2 separate regions of the Homo sapiens genome follow, and region 2 is linked to region 1. Evidence: read pairs that join two places in POLR2A ChIA-PET (ENCODE). Cell type or tissue: MCF 10A. All regions are shown on one strand. Each heading gives the region's core, and the rest is flanking DNA. Links, peaks and the distances in the headings are about the cores only.

Region 1 (7,099 bases), core at 2,135-4,634:
CTTAGGGCAAGGATTTTAACTTTCAAAGACGGCAGAGCCTAACACTGTGGTGTGCATTAGAAAAAAACTTGTTAAACTGAACCTAGGGCAGTCACTTTAACTATCAGAGCGTCCCTACTAATATAATGAAAGCCTCAGAAATCAAAAAGTTAGATTACATTCAGTATATATATTTTTAAGGCTGAGAAGGTCTTGTTGCAATTATTCCCAGTGAGAAATCACAATTAACTGAGTTTTACATGATTGGATGACTCTAACCATCCATATAACCCTCCCCTTCTTTTTTTGTTTTGCTTTTTGTTTGTTTTTGTTATTGTTGTTTTTTTTTTTTTTTTTTTTTTTTTTTTTTGGAGACAGAGTCTTGCTCTGTCACCAGGCTGGAGTGTAGTGGCGCGATCTCGGCTCACTGCAATCTCCACCTCCCGGGTTCAAGGGATTCCCCTGCCTCAGCCTCTTGAGTAGCTGGGAGTACAGGTGTGCACCACCATGCCGGGGTACTTTTTGTATTTTAGTAGAGTCGGGGTTTCACCATGTTGGCCAGGACAGTCTCGATCTCCTGACCTCGTGATCCGCCTGCCTTGGCCTCCCGGAGTGCTGGGATTACAGCTGTGAGCTACCGTGCCCAATCAACCCTATCCTTCTTCCTAGGGAGGCGGGAAAAACCCTGTTATATAACCCTATCTCTCCCTCTAGAGCTGGGGGGAGAAAAATCACAAAACCATTGCAAATATCAACACCAGCGATGGCTTCCAACCATAGCAAAGACCCAAGAATCACTCAGCAAGCTTGCTCTTTTCTCTGCTCAATTACCTTGCCTACAGGAGCTGATCCATTCTTCTTCAAGAAGTCATTTTATATCATCTTTCTCTTTAATCCAACACTCTTTTCTGCCTCTCTAGGGCTCAGCTCCAAATAAAACAATCATTTTCCCACTTTCAAATGTACAAACTGATAGGAATCTCTACTTATTTTCCCTTTCTTCCTTTCACAGTGGAGGAGTAGGTCTTCTATTCCTGTTTAAAGGTCAGCCCCACTCTCCTAACCCCTCATACCCTCCAGTGCAATCCCATTTCTGTGCTCCCTTTACAAGCAAACCTCCCGAAAGGGCGGTAGCAATGCTGATGGTAGCAATGATGCCCTCATCTTTGCTATGAGGCTGCAGAAGGCCTGGAAGATGAAGATGAAAAGAGAAAAATCTCAGGTATTCGTTTGGATAGAGTCATGAAGGTAAGGCAGCAGTTTATGTAGTACTTGTTTTTCTCAAGAGTTGTTATTTCTTCTTTTTTTTCTAGAGAGACAGGATCTCACTCTGTCACCCAGGCTAGAGTGCAATGGTGTGATCGTGGCTCACTGCAGCCTCTGCCTCCTGAGTAGCTGGGACTACAGGTGCATGGTGACACCTGGCTAATTTTTAAATTTTCTGCAGAGATGAGGTCTTGCTATGTTGCGCAGGCTAGTTTTGAACCCCTGGGCTCGAGCAATCCTCCTGCCTTGGTCTCCCAAAGTGCTAGGATTACAGACATGAGCCACTATCTGTAATGCGCCCATCTCTCCCTTCCCTCCTTCCATTCACTGTTTAATTCATTCCCATCTAACGTCTTTCCTTCTGAAACCACTGAAACACAAATACTAAAATCACAAACAATCTCTATATATGAAGTTTAACCCATTCTCATCCTAAATGACTGCTTAATAGCATCCAACACAAGTGACTCACTTCTTCCGTTCTAAACACTCTGGATTCTAGATTTTCTCTCAGCAACTACTTCTCAATCTGTCTACAGATCCTTCCTCCTGCAACTGTTTAATTGATGGAGTTCCTCAGAGCTCATGCACTCTACTTTCTTCCAAAATCTCTTGCAAAGTGCTCTTATACATAGCCAATGCTATGAATACAATATGTATTCCGATATTTCCTTAACTTATATTACTAATCTACAGTTTGTCTCTGGGATGCAGGCAATATATCATATGGTCTACTTAATACTTCCATGTGAATAAGTAATAAGCACCTCAAACCATAATGTTTGTTTATTGTCTACTTTCTCCACTAAAATGTAAGGCCCATAATGCTTTGGATCTTGTCTATTTTGTTCACCATTGTGAACAAAATGCTGTATGTCATACAGCACTTGGTTCATAGCAGATGCTAAATAAATATCTCATAATTAAATTGGTAAGTTGTTTTATAACAGTAATACATCTACTTCTGAGTTCCTTTTTGTATATATAAAATAAAATATTTAGTAGAAATCTTTTCAAAAACTTATAGAATTGTATTCTTAAAAGTCTGGGTTGTGGCTGGGCGCGGTGGCTCACGCCTGTAATCCCAGCATTTTGGGAGGCCGAGGCGGGCAGATCACGAGGTCGGGAGATTGAGACCATCCTGGCTAACACGGAGAAACCCTGTGTCTACTAAAAATACAAAAACAAAATTAGCCGGGCGTGGTGACAGGTGCCTGTAGTCCCAGCTACTCAGGAGGCTGAGGCGGGAGAATGGCATGGCAGGAGGTAGAGCTTGCAGTGAGCCAACATCACGCCACTGCACTCCAGTCTGGGTGACAGAGCGAGACTCCGTCTCAGAAAAAAAAAAAAATATGGGGCGGGAGAGGGGTGGAGCAAGAGAGCTGAATAGACAGCTTTATTGATCATCAGCCCTGCAGGAACACCAAATTTAACAACTATCACAAAAACGGCACCTTCATAAGAACCAGAAATCAGTACCAGGTTTTAACTTCAGACCACCGAAAGAGGCACCAAAGAGGGTAGGAAAGACAGTCTTGAATTGCTGATGCCACCCCTCCTCCACCTCCTGGCAGTGGCCATGGGCCGCAGAGAGAATCTGTGTGCTTGGGAAAAGAAAAGCACAGCAATTGTGAGACTTTGCACCGAATTCAGTGCTGTCCTGTCACAGGGGAAAGTAAATCGGGCTGAGGCCAATGCCCACTCACAGAAGGAACATTAAGACCAGCGCTAGCCACAGAGGAATCGCCTAAATGCCTATCCCCGTAGTGGGAACTTGAGTTCTGGCAAGCCTTACCACTGCGTGCTTAAGTGCTCTGAGGCTCTAAATGAACTTGAAAGGCACTCTAAGCCACAAGGACTGCAACTCCTGGCAAGTCCTGGTGCTGAGCTGGGCTCAGAGCCAGTGGACTTGTGGGGTACATGACCTACTGAGACACCAGCCAGGATGGCTAAAAGAGTACTTGCACTATCCCTCTCCCAACGCCAGGCAGCACAGTCTGCAGCTCCAAAAGAGACCCCTTTTTTCCACTTGAAGAGAGGAGAGGGAAAAGAGGACTATATCTTGCATATTGGATACCAGCTTCAGCCACAGTAAGACAGAATAAGGGAGGAGACCACCCCTCATATTGTCTTATGCCCAATTTCTGCCTCCAAAGAGAGAAGTAAAAACTAAAAGGCAGAAATGAAATCCACAAGCAGACAGCCCGGCACCACACCCTGGGCCTGGTAGTTAAAGATCAACCCCTGACCTAATTGGTTATTTGCATAAAAAAAGCACTGTGAAGATCCCTGTCCTATTCTGTTCCGTTCTAATTACCAGTGTATGCAACCCCCAGTCACGTACCCCCTGCTTGCTCAATCAATCACAACCCTCTCACGTGGACCCCCTTAGAGTTGTGAGCCCTTAAAAGGGACAGGAATTGCTCACTCCAGGAGCTCTCTTGAGACAGGAGTCTTGCCAATGCTCCCAGCCAAATAAACCCCTTCCTTCTTTAACTCGGTGTCTGAGGGGTTTTGTCTGCGGCTCTTCCTGCTACAAGAACACCAGGCAGTCATGAGACCCCCATTCCAGGCCCCAGCTAATGGATTTCTAGGTATACCCTGGGGCAGAAAGGAACCTGCTGCCTTGAACAGAAGGAACCAGTCTTGGCAGGATTCATCACCTGCTGACTAATGAGTCCTTGGGCCCTAAATAATCAGCAGCAATACCCAGGTAGTACGCCATGGACCTTGGGTTAGACTACAGGATGAGTTGGCTTCAGGTGAGACCCAGCCCCTTCCCCGCTGTGGTGGCTAAGGTGAAAGACTTCTCGTGCTTGAGTAAAGCAGAGGGAGAAGTAAAAGGGGCTTTATCTTGCAATTTAGGTACCAGCTTGGCCACAGTGGGGTAGAGCACCAAGTAGGCTCTTGGGGCTCCCAGTAAGAGGACTTGGCTCTAGGACAGCATTTCCGGATCTGCACTGGGCCAGAGGGGAGCCCACTGCCCTGAAGGGTGAGTCCCAGGGCCTGGCAGCATTCACTAAAAACTGACTGGAAAGGCCTTGGGCCCTCAATGAACATCAGCAGTAGCCTGGCAGTAATCCCCATGGGCCTGTGGTGGTGGCCATGGGGTGAGGCTCCTCTGCCTGTGGAAGAGGCGAGGGAAGAGTGGGAAGGACTGTGTCCCATGGTTTGAGTGCTAGCTCAACCACAGTAGAACAGAATACCAGGCAGAAAAGTAGGCAGATTTCTAAGGTTTCTGACTCCAGTCCCTAGTGACCAGACAGCATCTCTAGACCTACCCCGGGGCCTGGGGGAACTTGCTGCCCTGAAGGGAAGGACAAGGGCCTGGCTGGCACCTACATTAAAACAAACAAACAAACAAAACAAACTAAAAAAACTTCAAATAAACAACCTAAAAATGCATCCTAAAGAACTAGAAAACTAGTTTCTAGAAAACTAGAAAACTCCAAATTAGTAAAGGCAAAGAATAAAGATCAGAACAGAAATAAATAAAAGTGAAACAACACAATACAAAAAATCAACAAAACAACAAGTTGATTTTTTGAAAAGACAAATAAAATTGACAAACCTTTAGCCAGACTATGAAAAAAAGACAAAAGACCTAAATAAACAAAATCAAAGACGTAAAAGGAGACATTAGAACTGATACCAGCTGGGTGCGGTGGCTCATGCCTGTAATCCCAGCACTTTGGGAGGCCAAGGTGGGTGGATCACGAGGTCAGGAGTTCAAGACCAGCCTAGCCAAGATGGTGAAACCCCGTCTCTACTAAAAATACAAAAATTAGCTGGGCATGATGGCACGTGTCTGTAATCCTAGCTACTTGGGAGGCTGACGCACAGAATTGCTTAAACCTGGGAGGCGGAGGTTGCAATGAGCTGAGATTGCACCACTGCACTCCAGCCTGGGCAACAGAGCAAGACTCTGTTCAAAAAAAAAAAAAAAAAAAAGAACTGATACCCCAGAAAGTCAAAGGATTATTAGTGTCTACTATGAACAACTACATCCCAATAAATTGGAAAACTCAGATGAAATGGATAAATTCTTAGACACATACAACCTACCAAGATCAAACCATGAAGAAATCCAAAACCTGAACAGATAAATAATAAGTAATGAGATCAAAGTGATAAAAAGCTTCCCAGCAAAGAAAATCCTAGGACCCAATAGCTTCACAGCTGATTCTACCTAACATTTAAAGAAGAACTAATACCAATCCTTCTCAAACTATTCTGAAAAATAGGAGGGAATATTTCTTCCAAACTCATTCTCAAAGGTGAGTAATCCCCTGACATCAAAACCAGACAAAAGACACATCAAAAAAAGAAATCTACAGGCCAGTATCACTGATGAATATTAATGCAAAAATCCTCAATAAAGTACTAGCAAATCAAATCCAACAACACATTAAAAAGATCATGCATTAAAACCAACCAAGTTGTTGCATAGAGCTGATAAATTTCTCTGAATAGACATAGAAATTGATTCTCCCAGTCTTAACACTTGAAAAAGTTTCATTTGTCTTATCCAAGTTCCTTTCTCAGGAAACCACCCATCAGGCCTCCCAGAGTATGAAGGAGCTGAAACTTACCAGATCACTGCACCTGGACAATGAGAGTTCAAATCCCCCACCCATCATGATTGCCTAACCGACCACCTACTTCCTGTTGACCAACTTCTTTTCCTCACCCCTCCCTAACGCTTGTTTTCCCACACATGGTTACATTTCTTCCCTGTATATAAACCCCTAATTTTAGTTGGCCATGGAGATGATTTGAGACTGATCTCCCATCTCCTCAGCTGCAGGCACCCAATTAAAGCCTTCTCCCCTGGCAATAACTGTTGTCTCATTGACTGGTTTTCTGTCCAGTGAGCAGCAGTACCTAAACAGAATCCCTGGCACTTTGGCAACAGAACCAGAACCAGACAAAGACTTATCAAAAAAAAAAAAAATTTTTTTTTGGATACTGAATACCTAATTATTAAAAAAGAAAAATAAAAAAAGAAATCTACAGGTCATTATCACTGATGAATGTTGATGTAAAAATTCTCAAGAAAATTCTAGCCAACTGAATTCAACAACACATTAAAAAGATCATTCATCCTAACCAAGTGGGATTTTTCCCAGGGATGCAAAGATGGTTCAACATATGCAAATCAATCAATCTGACACATCATATCAACAGAATGAAGGACAAAAACCATATGATTATTCCAACTGATGTTGAAAAAGCATTTCATAAACTTCAACATCCCTTCATGATAAAAACCCTCAAAAAACTGGGTATATAAGGAACATATCTCAAAACAATAAAAGGCATATATGAGTAACTCATGGCTAGTATCATACTGAGTAGGGAAAAACTAAAAGCCTTTCTTCTAAGATCAGGAACACGATAAGGATGCCCACTTTCATCACTGTTATTCAACACAGTACTGGAAGTCCTAGCTAGAGCAATCAGACAACAGAAAGAAATAAAGGCCATTGAAACTGAAAAGGAAGAAGTCAAATCATACTTGCTTGCAGATGGTATGATCTTATATTTGGAAAAACCTAAATCTGAACCCCTCCCGAAAATCTATTAGAATTGATAAATTCAGTAAAGTTGGAGGATACAAAATCAACATACAAAAATCAGTCACATTTCCATATGCCAATAGCAAACAAGCTGAAAAAGAAATCAAGAAAGTAATCCCATTTACAATAGCTACAAAAAAAAAATACCTAGGAATTAAAGTGAAAGGTCTCTATAATGAAAACTATAAAACACTGATGCAAGAAATTGAAGAGGACACACAAAAAATGGAAAGATAGTCGATGTTCATGGATTGGAAGAATCAACATTGTTAAAA
Region 2 (7,099 bases), core at 1,984-4,483, 76 kb after region 1:
CTAAAGTTGTGCATGCATGCAAATATTTTCATGTGTGCATAACTACTACTTTCTTCTTTCAGGTTGGATTTTTTAGTTACTTTTGAAATTAAGGGCTACCCATTGTCAATTAAAAGAGGCAATACAGGGCGGGGCATGGTAGCTCATGCCTGTAATCCCAGCACTTTGGGAGGCCAAGGCGGGTGGATCACCTGAGGTCAGGAGTTCGAGATCAGCCTGGCCAACATGGTGAAACCCCGTCTCTACTAAAAATACAAAAATTAGCTGGGCGTGGTGGCGGCTGCCTGTAATCCCAGCTACTCAGGAGAATCACTTGAACCCAGGAGGCAGATGTTACAGTGAGCTGAGATCACACCACTGCACTCCAGCCTGGACAACAGAGAGAGACTCCATTCCCCACACCGCCCCGCCCCCCCCCAAAAAAAGGAAATACAAATCTAATTGTCACCTAAACGAGCCAGAAGGTAGAATCAATTATGGGTAGTGAGCTGATTTAGCTAAAGACAAAAAAAGACATTTTAAAATGTTATACTCCGTATAAAGCAGCAAACCCCATTTACAGCCTTTAGTAGTTTATTTTAGGATGCTCAGAAAACATTAAAAATTGATATAGCCCTGTTTGGGTCAAAAACTGTACATAACCAGATCGAGGTCCAAGAGACTATGATGTATTTCTTGGCTTCTCTCAAGATCTCTGGGTCCCCTAAAGCAGATTTGACTTTCCAGGAGGTTCAACTATATAGAACAATTCTTGAATCATTTTGAGTAATTTGGAATCAGACTACTTTACAAGTTCCTACAGTACAGACCCTGTCCTCATCTAAGAGGTTGAAGGTTCATGGACTGCGTTAACACTTTTGTCAAGGTTACATCTAACAGGACTATATCCGTTGGCTATAAAATGCCAAGAACTGAAGTAGCTGCAGTTAAGAGGCATATAAGGAGATACAAAGGCATCTCATTATTCCAAATAAGGCACTAAATTAACCATCAGCATTATGTAGATACCTTACATTGCAGATACAGGCTGAATAAAGAAAAGACAAATATATGAAAAGTAAAGAGATAAAGTGGTTCCGCAACTTTCTGGCTATGTCGGCTTGGGCAAATTACTTAACCTCTCTATATACTTAGCTCTCATCCCTAAAATGCAAATAATAGGATCTACTTCATACATTTGCTGTGATGATTAATTAATGTCTATAACAGTACTTGGAATATAGTAAGCTGTAAAATATATATATATATATATATTTTTTTTTTTTTTTTGCCCAGAGGATGATCATTTTTAATTTAAAAAGATTGTTAACAGGTCTGAACTCTTTTGTTATTTACATAAACAAAACAAAATTTTTTGACTGAGAGTAATTAATGCCTCTTAATTCAAACTAAATATTCTTTTGCTTCAGAGGTGGACAGAGAAACACTCTTCTAATTGTAAAATTTTTTTGTTATTATACTTTAAGTTCTAGGGTACATGCGCACAATGTGCAGGTTTATTACAGAGGTATACATGTGCCATGTTGGTTTGTTGCACCCATTTACATTAGGTATTTCTCCTAATGCTATCCCTCCTCCCTCCCCCACCCCACAACAGGCTCCAGTGTGTGATGTTCCCCACCCTGTGTCCAAGTGTTCTCATTGTTCAATTCCCACCTATGAGTGAGAACATGTGGTGTTTGGTTTTCCGTCCTTGCAATAGTTTGCTCAAAATGATGGTTTCCAGCTTCATCTATGTCCCTGCAAAGGACATGAACTCATCCTTTTTTATGGCTGCATAGTATTCCATGGTGTGTATGTGCCACGTTTTCTTAATCCAGTCTATCATCGATGGACATTTGGGTTGGTTCCAAGCCTGCTATTGTGAATAGTGCCACAGTAAACATATGTGTGCATGTGTCTTTATAGTAGCATGATTTATAATCCTTTAGGTATATACCCAGTAATGGGATCACTAGGTCAAATGGTATTTCTAGTTCTCGATCCTTGAATCGCCACACTGTCTTCCATAATGGTTGAACTAATTTACACTTCCAAAAACAGTGTAAAAGCGTTCCTATTTCTCCACATCATCTCCAGCATCTGTTGTTTCCTGAATTTTTAACAACTGCCATTCTAACTGGTATGAGATGGTATCTCATTGTGGTTTTGATTTGCATTTCTCTGATGACCAGTGATGATGAGCATTTTCTAATGTGTCTGTTGGCTGCATAAATGTCTTCTTTTGAGAAGTGTCTGTTCATATCCTTTGCCCACTTTTTGATGGGGTTGTTTTTTTCTTGTAAATTTGTTTGAGTTCTTTGTAGATTCTGGATATTAGCCCTTTGTCAGATGGGTAGATTGCAAAAATTTTCTCCCATTCTGTAGGTTTCCTGTTCACTCTGAGGGTAGCTTCTTCTGCCATGCAGAAGCTCTTTAGTTTAATTAGATCCCATTTGTCTATTCTGGCTTTTGTTGCCATTGCTTTTGGTGTTTTAGTCATGAAGTCCTTGACCATGCCTATGTCCTGAATAGTATTGCCTAGATTTTCTTCTAGGGTTTTTATAGCGTTAGGTCTAACATTTTAAGTCTTTAATCCATCTCGAATTAATTTTTGTATAAAGAAAGGGATCCAGTTTCAGCTTTCTACATATGGCTAGCCAGTTTTCCCAGTACCATGTATTAAATAGGGAATCCTTTCCCCATTTCTTGTTTTTGTCAGGTTTGTCAAAGATCAGATGGTTATAGATGTGTGGTGTTATTTCTGAGGCCTCTGTTCTGTTCCATTGGTCAATATATCTGTTTTGGTACCAGTACCATGCTGTTTTGGTTACTGTAGCCTTGTAGTATAGTTTGAAGTCAGGTAGTACAATGCCTCCAGTTTTGTTCTTTTTGCTTAGGATTGTCTTGGGAATGCGGGCTCTTTTTTGGTTCTATATGAACTTTAAAGTAGTTTTTTCCAATTCTGTGAAGAAAGTCATTGGTAGCTTGATGGGGATGGCATTGAATCTATAAATTATCTTGGGCAGTATGGCCATTTTCACGATATTGATTCTTCCTATCCATAAGCACGGAATGTTCTTCCATTTGTTTGTGTCTCTCTCTTATTTTGTTGAGCAGTGGTTTGTAGTTCTCCTTGAAGAGGTCCCTCATATCCCTTGTAAGTTGGATTCCTAGGTATTTTATTCTCTTTGTAGCAATATGAATGGGAGTTCACTCATGATTTGGCTCTCTGTCTGTTATTAGTGTACAGGAATGAGTAAGCTGTAAAATATTTCTTCAAGATGCATGTGGGAATGAAACACAGAATAGGTACTTATGCCCAGTATACATGAACTTTATTTCTGAGATGTGAACATGAGTCTTTTTAATAGTTTCCCTCACTAAAGCTTAAATGATTCTATGGTACAATTTTTACAAACCAGTTCTATCAAGATTAAAGTAATGATAAAAGTTCATTTAACTTTATATAATACTTTAACCTATTCCACTTAAAATACAGTTAATCCCCCAAGGGAACAGGATTGTTCTAGTTATTCATTTAACCTTCTTTCCTGCTGAAGGGAAAGGGCCTCTGAGTGCTACATAATTAGTGGTGATTAATAGGAGACAGGAATGTGATGAAATTTGGAAAGCTGGAAAAAAACCAATGTAAAAGCCTCAATTAAAATACATGGAAATTCAAATCAGTTCTGTTTTAGCATTTTCAAATATTTAGCAATTTTCTTCAAAAGTAAGATTATAATCCACAAAACTATTTAAACAATGGCAGTAGGAAAAATTTGTAAAATTGGAATAAAAGCTACCCTTAAATCTGGGTCTGAACTGCTTCCTTGACAGGCAAGCGCCTACGAGTACAGGTTAGTCATTCAAGAGTTTATAAATTAGTAGTCTGAGCTGTGAGCCACTACTAGGAAGGGAGAAATATGGGTCACACGCTGTTTAAATTACATGTCCTTTTCAAAACTGTAAGAACAACATACAGATCAGTGGCTAAGAGGGGCTGGGAGGAGGGGCAGGGCTAACTACAAAGTGGCATGGGGGACGTTAAAGGGGTGACAAAACTTGATTGTAGGGATAGTTAACAACAAAATATCCTTGTCAAAACTCAAAGAATTAAATAAAAAGGTAAATTTTACTGTATGTAAATTATACTTTCAAAAAGCAGAAAAAGTTATAGGGAAAAATTAAATTGCCTATTAAAGTAAAAAAATTTGCATGTCATTTAAAACAAATCATATGAAAGATTTCCATTAAGGAGTTCAAATGCTGGAAAATACTTAGTATAATCAAGTATATTAAAACATTTTCCAAACAGTAAGAAATAAGGTAAAATACTTGATTTTAAGAAACATTAGCTTGAGGTAAAAGATCACATAAAAGTTAATCAAATACCTATATGTGATTTCACTGCTTTCTCAGAACTCATAATTTTTAATTTTTAAGAATATGGTAAAAGTGCTAAAAAAGTTATAATTAAAACTACAAAATAATTCATAACATGATTTTTATGTACTACAAAAACTATTAAAATTAAAAAGTTGAACAATTGATGTTCTCTATTTCAATTCTATGACTTGATGAGGGTCCTAAAACCCCAGAGAGATAAAGAGATTTTGTTCTCCCTGGGAGTCTGTAAGCCTTGCTTAAGAAGGACTTCCTTCTTGCTCCCAGGAAACCTTACACTTCCCAACCAGGAATGACACATAATATGCTGCACGTATAAAGCTAGGCTTGATGCTGAATAAAATGTAAATAATTTTTATGGCAGGCACAGTGGCTCGTGCCTGTAATCCCAGCACTTTGGAGGCTGAGGCAGGCAGATGACCTGAGGTTCCGAGTTCGAGACCAGCCTCGCCAACACGGCAAAACTCCATCTCTACTAAAAATACAAAAATTAGCTGGGCGTGGTGGCACATGCCTGTAATCTCAGCTACTCAGGAGGCTGAGGCAGGAGAATCGCTTGAACCTGGGAGGCAGAGGTTGCAGTGAGCTGAGATCATGCCACTGCACTCCAGCCTGGGCAAGAGCAAGACTCTGTCTCAAAAAATAATAATAATTTTTGCAGCTATCCACCCTCAATGGAGAATCTGAGGCAGAGAAGCGAGAAGGAAAGGGAGGCCCCATGAGCTGAGCCTGGGCACAAGGGCCACCTAACAAGGCCTCTCTGAATTCAGAAAGGCTGAACAGGCTGCCCCAGAATGGCAGCCAGCCTCTTCCTTCAGGCAGCTTATACTAGCAAGAGTTGGGTGAGGGGTTTACAGAGGGAATGGCAGAAATAGAAAAACAATTTGTTTTGCTCAACAGAAAAATAATTTAAGAGCCAAGAGAGGCTCTAGTAGTCAGTCCCCTTTGTGACCCCGTATAACCTCAGTCTCAGAAATGAGCCTGCCTTCTTGCTGACAAAAAGAGCCTTAAACCCATATGGCAAGGATGCCTGGGCTTCCTGCTGCCTACCCCACAACTCTAGTTTCCTCCTACCTCCCTATTCTGTTTCTTAGGAAGAAGTACCTCTGCCATCTGTGCTCTCATACCACAGCTCTCAAACCTTTAAATTTTGGTTTTAGACTCTCTTTACACACTAAAAAATTAGAGCCCAAAGAGCTTTTTTTTAATGTGGGCTATAATCTATCAATATTTACTGTATTAGAAATTAAAACCAAGGAATGTTTAAAATATGTATTAATTCATTTAAGCCCATTAAATGTTAATAACATTTTATGGAGGAAAAAAAAACTACATTAAAAAAATGAGAACAGTGGAATTGTTTTACATTTTACAAAACCTTTTAATGTCAGGCTCAATGAAAGCCACAGAGGCTGGGCAAGGTGCCTCACATTTATAATCCCAACACTTTGGGAGGCCGAGGCATGAGGACTGCTTGAGCTCAGGAGTTGGAGACCAGCCTGGGCAACATAGCAAAACCCCATCTCTACAAAAAAAAAAAAAAAAAAAAAAAAAAACATAAAAATAAAAAAACAGGCCAGGCACAGTGGCTTACGCCTGTAATCCCAACACTTTGGGAGGGTGAGGCGGGAGGATCACGAGGTCAGGAGTTCACAACCAGCCTGGCAAAACCCTGTCTCTACTAAAAATACAAAAATTAGCCGGGCATCATGGCGCACGCCTGTAGTCCCAGCTACTTGGGAGGCTGAGGTAGTAGAATCGCTTGAACCCAGGAGGCAGAGGTTGTAGTGAGCCAAGATCGCACCTCTGCACTCCAGTCTGGGTGACAGAGTGAGACTCTGTCTCAAAAAATACACATAAAATAAAAAATAAAAAACTGTCCAGGTGTGGTGACATGCACCTGTAGTCCCAGCTACTCAGAGGGCTGAGGTGGGAGGATGACTTGAACCTAGGAAGTTGAGGCTACAGTGAGCCGTTATCATGGCACTGCACTCCAGCCTGGGTGACAGAGCAAGACTCTGTCTCCAAAAAAAAAAAAGGCTGGATCTCATCTGCTTCTGCAGTCATTCTGACAGTCTTCCTCATGCCTCCAAAAACTCCATGGTACGCTCTTAAGAGAATGAAAGTATAAAGGCAAATGATATCCTAGTAGTACTATGAAAATAGTTTTGACCTTGCAGATCCCCTGAGAGGGTCTCAGAGACCACAGAGCCCTGGACCAGTCTTGGTTCTGAGCAGCACTACTCCAGACAACCATCGTCTCCCATGTGTTCCTGGGTCTGCTTCATTAGATAACCACTCTTGAACCTGGCTCACGCACTCCAGGCTCCCTCACACCACCACCACCAAATGGCCCATCGTCTCTAACCTAAAACGCAACAGAAAACTTCCTCCTTATGCTGTTTTTTAATTCCTTCTGTCATTTCACCAAACTTCTAAGAAAAAGTAGTTCCCTCTGGCTCTACCGCCTCACCACTCCTGCTTTTTGCTATCTTAATTACCAAAGTAATACACAGATACTTTTTTTTAAATCAAACAATATGGATAAATGACCATCCACAATCCCAATCTCCTCCCCACTGATAACCACTGTTAGCCCTAGAAAATACCTATTTTTCTGAATTAAATCAATATCAGATTGAAATTTTTGTTTCCTTGTGTTTTGCCCCCTCCAAATTTTTACTTTTTTTTTAATTCTGAAAAACTTCTATTT

What was found. ChIA-PET counts read pairs that join two places held together with the same protein. Peaks named below come from ENCODE experiments on the same cell type or tissue, not always from the same donor. Only the 100,000 strongest peaks of a DNase experiment are listed, where the experiment ranks them.
Region 2: POLR2A ChIA-PET joins it to region 1 with 10 read pairs; 3 of 35 experiments call an interaction of 5 or more read pairs at or near these places.

The regions. Positions count from the first base shown.
Region 1 is chr18:12,549,121-12,556,219 of GRCh38, forward strand. All of the region lies in intron 2 of SPIRE1 (spire type actin nucleation factor 1), which reads right to left. Among named protein-coding and RNA genes, the nearest start is that of SPIRE1, 110 kb to the right of the region's middle. In MCF 10A, for the core only: no CTCF peak of the experiment used is centred there; DNase peaks (open chromatin) are centred at 3,131 and 3,941.
Region 2 is chr18:12,625,634-12,632,732 of GRCh38, forward strand. All of the region lies in intron 2 of SPIRE1 (spire type actin nucleation factor 1), which reads right to left. Among named protein-coding and RNA genes, the nearest start is that of SPIRE1, 29 kb to the right of the region's middle. In MCF 10A, for the core only: no CTCF peak of the experiment used is centred there; no DNase peak of the experiment used is centred there.